Linked DNA regions of Mus musculus: region 1 is linked to region 2. The links are chromatin loops, found by intact Hi-C in ENCODE. Cell type or tissue: heart. All regions are shown on one strand.

Region 1 (5,000 bases), 120 kb before region 2:
GCTGAGCCTGCGACCATTGATGGCATTTGAGACCCATAGGGTTTTGGATGAGGGGCAGTGCATGATAGGACAATCCTGTGCACTGCTGTGGGAAGCGAGGTGAAGTTGGGGTGCGTCTTATGATGGGAACCGTGCAAGTACAGAATCCCCGAGGCTCCCAATTCTCTCATTCTTCAAGAGAAGCCTGACCATCATACTTCACCTGATGATCTGTCCCACTAGAGTGGAGTTGACTCTGACCTGCTCCTCAGCCAGGTCTCTCCTCCTGGCTTCTGAACCTTTTCTCTTCCCCCGCCCCCAAAACCACAACAAGGGAAGATTGACAGCTGGATGGAAAAACCCACAGTGTGGTCCACAAATACAGACAGGGCCAGACGTGGGGGAAGATTCTCTTTCCTTCTCTGTTTGTTCAGAGATAAAGAGGCCCATTCAGTCCACATGGGGTCCAGTAATTTAACCATAAACTACATTAATGGATGCCAGAAAGTGACTGCCCTGCTTGGGTTGAGTCCAGAGTCAGGCACCTCAGGTTCTGAGCCCTCTGTGCCAAGTGTCCCCAACCCCTCCCTTCCAAACTGTTACTTTCTAAGCATTTACTCGGCAATTTCAGAGCCATGGACTTTTCTTTCTCTTCTATTTCTTTCTTTCTTTTTTTTTTTTTAAATAAAAAAAATGGCTTCTTATATTTCTAATCATTGGTGATCCTGGAGTTTCAGATCTGACAATCCCCGTTCCAAAGACAAAAGTTCTTTTCTCTTCTCTCCTCTCCTCTCCTCTCCTCTCCTCTCCTCTCCTCTCCTCTCCTCTCCTCTCCTCTCCTCTCCTCTCCTCTCCTCTCCTCTCCTCTCCTCTCCTCTCCTCTCCTCTCCTCTTCTCTTCTCTTCTCTTCTCTTCTCTTCTTTCTCTCTCTCTCTCTCTCTCTCTCTCTCTCTCTCTTTTTAGTTCTTTACTGGAATTCTTCATTCTTTCCCATCCACCCCAGGCCCATTTCTCATTTCCTCAGGAAGCCATTTAGCTAGAGGCGTAGGGAAAGTTGCCTAGCGCATTTCATCAGGCCCTACAGACGCTCACATACCCGGGCAGGGATCAAGCACTGAGAGCACACACAGCCTTGCCCATGGGCATTTCTGCCTGGGGACAGTTAGAAGGGCTCTCACCTCTACTCACACCAGCTTACTTTCAGGAACCGCTGGAAGTGGCAGGGTGGCCCTGCATGTCTCCTTCACAAAGCTTCCACGGGGTCACTGGACAGGACGCTTCTGTGTGCTTTCCAGGGTTCTCTTGGAAAAGCACCTGCAGAGACCATCTGGGGCGCTGTAGCGGGAAGTTGCTGCATTCTGTAACTTTTTCAGACCTTTACTTTGTAGCTGAGTTTCATCTCCTGGGAACAACAGTCTGGCGGACAGGCTGGCAAGCCCTCTGTTCTATGCTCTGGAGGAAGGATTCACATCTCCAGGAGGAGTAAATAGATGAAACCCAAGAGAACAAATCAAGTGTGTTTTTTGGTGCTAACTGCTAGGAAGAAATAAAACATTTATAAAAATAAAATGTTTTACTATAACGACCAATTTCCATTGTGTTTGCAAAAAAAGTGTCCCTAATACTCTGGAATCAGTTGTTTGTTGCCAGGCATCAGTCATCCCTTGGGGGACAGGGGATCCCTTTGTCCTATCTACAGCAGGGAGCCTACATCTTCCCCCAAAGGTAGGCTAAGAATTTTCACCAGCAAAGATCTGGCATCACATGGGTTGCACTAACTCCTGGTTGGACACCATGTGACAGGAGAAAAAAATAAAAGTCTCTAGGGGGCTTGAAAATATTCTCCACTTTATGATCTCCAACAAATGGAGAACTTGTGAGAAATATCTGTGAGGCAAAGAACAACCAGACAGAGTAGAGTGTTTTCAAGTCCACGGAAAATCAGAAGGCATTCTCGTGCCCTTAATGTTTCAGCATTGGCCACTGTGGTTGAGATCAAATCTAAGCCTTCTAAATCCTAGAAGGACCGTGAGCCTTGAGGGAAGGCTGCTTCTCCTTCTGTTGGCCCACATGCATCTTCCTGGGGTTTGAGAAGTGTCCCACATTTCTTGCTTTGCATTTGATCCTTCCCACTGAATTAGTTGGTGGGGGAGCCTCCAGGAATCAGGTGGAGCTAGCAGGAATCAGCAGAAAGCCCTTCAAAGAGCCTACGCTCTGCTCTGCCAAGCAACCAGCAGATGTCAGCAGCTCATCTACTTTTGGTCCCTGGCAGAGGTACAGAGCCCACCAAGAAGGAAGCCTGGGGCTGACACCAGCTGTTTTTTAAGTCTCTGGCATGGGTTAAGGAATGGGTCCACTCTTAGGTGGACAACTGAAGGCTAGGGGATGGCTTACTTCAGGGGAGACAAGCAGATGACATTCATGCAATAGTTTCTTGCTCTTCACACTTGAATGGGAGTTTGTGGTTTTTTTTTTTTTCTTTCTTTTTTTGTTTGCTTTTGTTTTTAATATTGGTTTTTGGTCAGTCCCATTTACAGATACCAGGACTTGTCAGAGAATTAGACAAGCTTTGTTGGGAAACTTTCAAAAGTTAAAGGTAATTAAATTTGCTTTCAAATATGATTCCTTGCCCTTTAAGATCTGTTTTTGAGGAGGATCCCACTAGATTCTCGAGAAAGAATGCTTAGCAAGAAAAATTCGGCTTGAAAATTCCAAACAAAATTTCAAACAGGAGGTCCAAAAAAGATGTGTGAGGGATGGAAGTCAATTAAGACCAGCTCCTGAGATTGGTTATTTAGTTTACAAACCCAGGGTAATCCCTCAGTCTAATAAATGTGAGACCAAATACCACTGGTGAATTAAACATCAACACAGCTAAACATGCCTTTGGTTTATGGAGGAGAGCTCCATTCTCATGTGTGCCCATAGCAAATACACCTGTCAGCATGTGCTCCTCAGAAGCCCAGGGTCAGGGTGAAAAGACAGTAAGATCGCATTTATTAAATGTTCTCCAAGCTGGGGAGCATGTGTGCCCATGTGTCCGTGGGTACACACAGGCTTGTGTAAATTTGTACCTATTGTGCTTGTGCATTCATGAATGTGTTTGCATGTGCCTGTGTGTGCATGTTTGTGGTTGTGCATGCGTTTGCATGCCTGTAGGTGTGTGTGTGTGTGTGTGTGTGTATAATATCCAGTGTCTTTTTCAATTGCTCATCATCCCTTTAGACAGGGTGTTTCACTGAGCTTGTTATTCATCAATTCAGCTAGGCCAGCCAGCCAGAGAGCCCCAGGAGCCTCCTGTCCCAGTCTCCCCAGCACTGAGACAACAGGCACAAGTTGCCACGCCATGTTTGGCATTTCATGGGGTTCTGGGAGTTGAACTCCGGTCCTTGTGTTTGCTTGTGCTGCTGAGCAGGCCATTCCCTGAGCCCTGGCCCACTCTCCTCTAGTCAGCCCTAGTGTTTCTTGTGTTTGCTGTGCTGCTGAGCAGGCCACTTCCTGAGCCCTTGCCCACTCTCCTCCAGTCAGCCCTAGTGTTTCTTCTCCTGCTTTGCCTTTTCACGCTCCTGGCTTTGTTGTCACGGAGTCTGTGCTTCAGGGTCAAACCTTCATGGTTCACACCATTGTTGGGCAAGTCTCTGCGGGGCCGGACTTGCAGGGGAAGGTCAAGTGACTGCTGTTGTAAGAATCTCTGGGGAAATCTAGTTGGCATTACATGTAGGACACAGCCCCCGAGGGCTGGCATTTAAGGTCTGTGGGGGTCATCTTCCATGCTCATAGACTATGGCAACAGCGCCATCCCCAAGGCTTGGTACATGGCTCAGGGAGTGATGATTTACTGACTGACAAACTGCCTTTCCCAGTGGCTCTTCACATCTCTCACCGACTCCTGGCATCATCACCCTCCCACATTTCTTGTGATCACTTCCAAAGCTCTTCGGTTCCCTTCCCAGGTCGTTCCTAGAAACTGCCTTCCATCTCATTTAGATTCAGCTGGTGCTTTAGACTCTGGCTCCTGGCTGGCGCCTTCACACGTTACTCCAGCTTAATGTTATTTTATGTCTCTTAATTCCTCAAGTGCCCAGCGTACCACATCTTTCATTCTTTTAATTAGCCATCTTATTTTACATGAATAATTACATAGATATAATTATATAACAATAATTGCATATGCAACACACAGTGTATTTTGTATTATATTGCCATCTCTATGATGTAAGTCTCTTCTACATTTTCTTCCAAAATAGATGGGTAAACTTCTTGAAATTTGAGGTAATTTTCAGACTCCTTTTATCAGTGGCATGTCACCTGATGATAGGCACTTCACACGCCGTGAAAGCAGAAATAGGTACAGGGGTGGGGGGAACAGGATGGGACAGTGTCACTGGTGAAATGCCTGCCTTGGGAACACAGCATGTGCTGGACCCTTAGAACCCATTAAGAAGTGTGTGGTGGCCAACCCTGTAATTCTGGCTCTGTGGAGGCAGAGGCAGACGAAGCCTGTGGGGCTTACTGGCCAGCTACCCTAGCTTTGCCTGATAGGTGAGCCCAGGCCCTAAAGAGACCTTGCTTCAAAAAAATCAAAATTAAAATAAAAACAAAACAAAACAAAACAACAACCAAACAAAAACAACAAGGTAGATGGTGCAGATGTGTTCTGTTGGTTGGTTAATTTCACCTCAGCTTCTAATGCCCAGAGTAGACCTCTCAGGGAGTGAAAGTGCTAGATAAAAGACAGATCTCAGCTCCTTCCTAATTTACTGTTCTTTTGAAATCCTTGAGCAAAGTCTTTTACCAAGTTAATCTCTTCCTGAAGACTGTGGCTTCTTTTGGCTAGGAGGACCGCCAGGCCTCAGTCCCTGGAGGGAAATTTGACCTGCTAATTATATGCAAAGACTCTCTCCCCAAAAGAAGGCCTGACTTTGTTGTCACTGGGAAATGTCAACAAATGACATTATCTCCCTTTGAGCAATGTCTGGCTACACAGGGAAGGTCAATAGAGAAGCCAGGTGAGAGTGGAG
Region 2 (5,000 bases):
CACGGCAGGGGCTCAGACACAACAGCCAAGAGCCTGATTCCCATTAGCCTGACAATCCCGTTAAGGAGAACCACCATAAATTCACAAACCCCTTCGTCCCAGAAGCCTGGAGTCTGGAGCTGTACAGAAAGACAGACCCCAGGAAACTTGCACCTGTCTTTCTTGACACAACACACCTGTCCAGCCCTGTCCATGTGCGTTCTGTTAACAGACTTTTGCCTGACTGGTTTAGGAGAGGAAATGATTTTTTTTTTTTTTTTTTAACAGAGGGGCATGGGAAGGGGGTGGTAAAAAAGCAGGCAGAACTCGGAAAGGGAGAACAAGAGGGAGACTCTGAGAGAGGAGGCCACCCTGGGCTTGTTCTGTTTTCATTAGCTTAAGGAGACAACACAGATCTTCTAGGAAAAATAGAAGCAAGCAGGTGCGGTTCCAGCCTTCCCCGAGGCAGAGAAGGGCTCTGGGCTGCCAAGAACAGCGTTTCGCGCTCCAACCAGCAACCTTGGGCTACTTAAGACTGTCTCTCAGCCCCTCCTTCGGCTTCTGCTCTGAGCCGCCAGGAAGACTCAACTTCCCAAGAAGCTAGGCAGGGGTGGGAGAGTCTGAGTGTGGCTCGCTGCTCTCCCCCGGCCCCCATCGCTCTCTGCATAGGCGCTCAGTTTAGCAGGACTAACCGGCTGGCGCAGCAAAGGCAACGACAACTTGCTCAGCTGGACTTTGGGTGAGGTCTACCGCCCCCCTCCCCGTCTCTTCCCCTTGTCTGTTCAGGCAAGATAGCAGCTCTCCCCCTTCCTCCCGCCCTCCTCGTCCTTCTTCTCAGCAACAATCACTCTCACCTCTCCACTCTGCTGGGCTCTTCTCCTCCCTCCCCAGTCCTAGGAACTGGGGCAGCAGAGTAGCGGCACTCAGCGAGGCCAGGGCGCAGCTGCCCACCACCCAAGCGTGCCAGTAATGGCTGGGAGCTTCTTCTCGTCTATGGGCGGCCCAAGCACAACCCGACCCCGGGCCGGCCCTCTTCGGTGCGGCGTCCAGGTCGCCCCACTAGCGACCCCTGAGGCTCTCGGGCAAACTCCCCCTACTCAGTGCTTCCCAGCGCGGCGCAAGCAGACTGGGTGGACTGGCACCGCGCTCGCTCCTCCGTACCGGACCGTCCCCCAACTCGTCTCTCCTCTGTTGCAGAGCTGGGTGCAAGCTCCCGGCGCTGAGCACACAGAGGAAAGTCACCGGGCGCCCCCTCCTCCCCGCCCTCTTCCCCACGGCCGGCCCTCTGCCCCGGGTTAAAAAAGGAGAAGTGAAAGGTATGCAAACAGCAAGCAAATAGGGAAAGCCGGGAAGAAAGGCAGCTAGAATAAACAAGACAAAGGGAGAAGGACTCGGGGACAGGCCCTGGAGTTTCAACTCCCGGAGAAGAAAAAGAAGAAGCTGGGAAGATTGCAAGAAAAAAAAAATCTAGAAGAACAACAACCAAAAGGGACTCATCCCCCTCGCGGCCCCCTCCCCTGAAAAGAGTGCAAGAAAAATAAAGAAATAAAAATAATACAAAATAAAAGAAAGCCAGAGCCTCAGCGCATCCCAGACACAGTACACAAAAGGTGACAAGATCAGCGACAAGTCCAGCAACACCAGCCTCCCCCCATCGCCACCATCATCCCAGTCACCGGCAGGCGCGAGAAAGAAATAAAAGCCAAGCAGGTCACTTACTCTTCGTTTACTGGGAGGAGCGGAGCTCGGAGTTCCACTGAGCCTCCTGCTTAGAAAACTGTTTTTAGAGGCTATTTGATCACGATTCATGTAAATAACACCATTTTCCCCCTTGGAAAAAGAATGTTTACACGGGTGTGAGTAACGGGAGGCTCTTCTCTCTCTTTCCCATTCAAGAACGAGCCAGTGCGAGCGATTCTGGAAAAGGGGAGGGGACAGCAACCGGGTGAAGATACTTACGCGGTGCGGGCAGCAGCGGGGCGCAGCCACTCTCTCTCTTTCTCTCTCTCTTTCTTTTCACTCTCTCTCTCTCTCCCCCTCTCTTCTTCTCTTGCGGGCAGAGAAGAAACCCACGCGCGCACGCGGTGATGTCTTACTGGTGATAATTGGCCCAGGGGTCGGTGAGTCTGTGCGGGAGCGAGTGATCTGGGCGAGTGCTGAGAGGCGAGGGGAGAAAGGAGGGAGGGGAGGGGAGAGGCGCGCAGGGCAGAGCCGGGAGCCCGGGGAAAGAAGGGGAGAGAGAGCGGAGAAGGCGGCGAGGGCTGGAGCGCGGAGCGGTGGCCCGAGGAGCAGCGGGCACGGCGGAGAGGCTTGTGTGCGCCGCGCGGCTTCCCCGGCTGCAGTGGCCGTCGCTTTCCCAGCGCTCTCTCAGCTGAGGGCTCCGCTCCACAACAAGATTTACTTTAAGACACAGCTGAAGGAAACAGGAAGACTGCACGTCACAGTCCCACTGACGTACCCGGTCCCAGCACCCAATCGCGAGGCGCCTTCGGATTCAAGGGGGGATAGCGAGGCAAGAGAACTTGTGAGGAAAAAAATATACATATATATAAAAGGGGTGGGGGTGAGGGGCTGGGGAGAGAGGAGGAGAGGGGGGCCCAGCGCTCCCCCGCCCGGGCCACCAGCCCCGGCCCCCACCCCGCCCTGCCACTGCTTGGGGCGCCTGGATCGCCGCGCCCCGGCCGCCGCGAGCCATCTGCGGGCGTTGTGCACCGCGGCGCCCGGCTCACACTTGCTCTTCCAGGACGCAGGTCTTTTTTTTTTTTTTTTTTTTTTTTCCATTTCACTGACACAGATGATGGAGTTCTCCCAGCGGCCGGGAGCACTCCCCAGACTGGGATGGAGGAAGGCTCGGAAAAGTATACAGGATAAAAAAAAGTGGATATTTTAAGGGTCGGGGTGGCATAAAGGGCGGAATGTTGTGGGGGGGGGGCACAACTCGTTCTGCTTTGGAAATGATCATAGATAGTATCAATAGGACCAGTCACCCTAGTTTCCTTTTAAAGAGGATGAGCAAACACAGGTAGGCTTAGGTTTTAAAAAATAAATAAGTGCCAGAGATTTCACACTGGGGCCGCTAAGTCTGATATTAAAAACCTCTACCCGCACTGGCTGAGTCCCAGTCAATCAGACCTCAGAATTTATAGGAATTCGCCCCCGATTACCTTTAAAAGTATTATTTCAATTGTAGGCATAGTGACCACATATGCTATAAACATCGTTTCTGGCCACCCTTCTCCAGTTCGCACATCCCTACATGGCCAAAGAAACTAGTTCGATATAGGATTCACATGATTTCGAAGTCTGAATGACAAACTTAAAAGTTTATTGGGCAAGACATCTCAGACTCTAATACTTAAAGCCACATAAAACACACGTTGGTTTGACATCTTGGGTGAAAATTAGCAGCAAGGTTTCTTCAGATAACGTGGCTCTTAAAGAGGGCCTTGGCTTTCCTTGACAAATGCTGAAGAGCCTCCAGCCTCAGCTTGAATGGTCCTCTCCCTGGGCACAGTTAACAGCAGCGCTTACTAAAGAGGCAGTGTGGACATAAACACTCCATAAACCCCGAGCCTCAAGAGCTGAGAAGCACTTTAAATGTTCATACCTAGGAGATTAGAGACTTTTACAAAAGGTGCTGTGGGGACAAGAATTTTTTCTGAGTCCCTCCAATTCAATCAGATCAAAGGTTGAAACGTGTTGTGACAGGGTATTTATAAGATGCGAGTACACCAGCAGACCCGCCGCCATCGTCTGCCGCGCACACTCTAGGACCTTCTCCGATTTATCAGAATGGGAGAGGATATTAATCCCCTGTGAGTCGAACAACGGTGTCAGTGTGTATGTCTGAAGTGTGTGCCCTGTGGGAAACTTTTGGCAGGCACGGAATTCAAATATTGAAAAGGACAGGGGGGGGGAGGGAGAGAGAGAGAGAGAGAGAGAGAGAGAGAGAGAGAGAGAGAGAGAGAGAGAGAGGTAGGTGGGTGTGCAGGAAAAAAAGCTCACCTAAGCACACCTATCCGTCTTCCCACCTCCTTGACTGCCTGAAGACTTTCCCGAGCTCAAGTCGGGAAACAGCATTGCCCAGCGCTTGCTCAGTACACTACCCGCACCTCCAATGATGGACTCCTGTCGTAAATCGGGGCCAGGGAGTGAAATTACCCACTCACGTGCCCGTTAGATGGGGGTGAAATATGGGTTGGACACCTTTGAGGTAAACGGATGTACTGAAAAGGGTGGAATTTGGGATTCGAGAATTTTTTCGACCCTTTATTTTTTCTCTTGAAGAATCTGTTTGCGCTTGTAAGTTAGCGTCAGTTCGACGGCTAAAAGGGAGGATACAGAGGAAGGAAGAAAGGAGGTTGGAGGGGGAGAAAAGAGGCAAGGGTGGACGGAGAGATTCCACTCTGTTGTAGTTTGTTGTAGTTGCACTTAGCGTTCGGACGCACGCTTTGCACATGACACGATTGGGATCTGGCGGCGGGAAAAGTTTCCTGCGTGCCCTCAAATAAGTCATTTATCAATCTCGCAGAGGGACAAAATAGGCCTGACATAAAGCTGGGGTAACCACCAGACAGACAAGCAAACTCCCCACCGACAGCCTGCGCCTCTGAGGCTCAGCTGCAGCAGTTCGCAGCCCGCAGTAGGGCACAGGAGCTGCGCGTGGAAAGCCGAGCGCTGGCCATGCTGGGCGTGTGAGCTGGGGTGGCGACCTGGGGTTCTGAAAGGTTTAGCCGAGCCCTGTCTTGCCCCCTAACTGTCCAGGCCACGCGTGAGCCAAGCTCCCGGCGTGCTGTCTGGCCAGGGCTTAAGCGGAGCTCCCCTGGGTTCCAAGCCGCACTAGAGCAGTCGCGGTCGTGAGGCCCAGGGCCCCTATCTCTGCCGACTCGCGGTTTGTTTTCTGATAGAGAAAAAGCTATCAGTCAGCCTGGAGACCAGAGGTGTCCTAAATACCGGCTACATCTGCGAAGTCAGGGGCCAAGCTCCTTGCAAACCATTCTTTTGCCCATCCTGGCCAGCAC

The links. Hi-C counts contacts between places; a loop is a spot of excess contacts. Peaks named below come from ENCODE experiments on the same cell type or tissue, not always from the same donor. Only the 100,000 strongest peaks of a DNase experiment are listed, where the experiment ranks them.
Region 1: a loop joins it to region 2, with 3 times the contacts of the local background. A loop is called at or near these places in 6 of 42 quality-filtered maps.

The regions. Positions count from the first base shown.
Region 1 is chr1:190,043,777-190,048,776 of GRCm38, forward strand. It overlaps Gm39736 (a long non-coding RNA gene), which reads right to left and starts at 1,374. Exons shown (of 2, transcript XR_865850.3): 1 at 1,158-1,374. It overlaps Gm30446 (a long non-coding RNA gene), which reads left to right and starts at 4,948. Exons shown (of 6, transcript XR_865859.2): 1 at 4,948-4,988. In heart, a CTCF peak has its summit at 2,203 (motif pointing right); no DNase peak of the experiment used is centred here; H3K27ac peaks cover 1,648 bases.
Region 2 is chr1:190,168,330-190,173,329 of GRCm38, forward strand. It overlaps Prox1 (prospero homeobox 1), which reads right to left and starts at 2,498. Exons shown (of 5, transcript NM_008937.3): 1 at 1,939-2,498. It overlaps Prox1os (prospero homeobox 1, opposite strand), which reads left to right and starts at 1,967. Exons shown (of 2, transcript NR_151620.1): 1 at 1,967-2,099. In heart, no CTCF peak of the experiment used is centred here; DNase peaks (open chromatin) are centred at 662, 1,072 and 2,412; H3K4me3 peaks cover 5,000 bases; H3K27ac peaks cover 5,000 bases.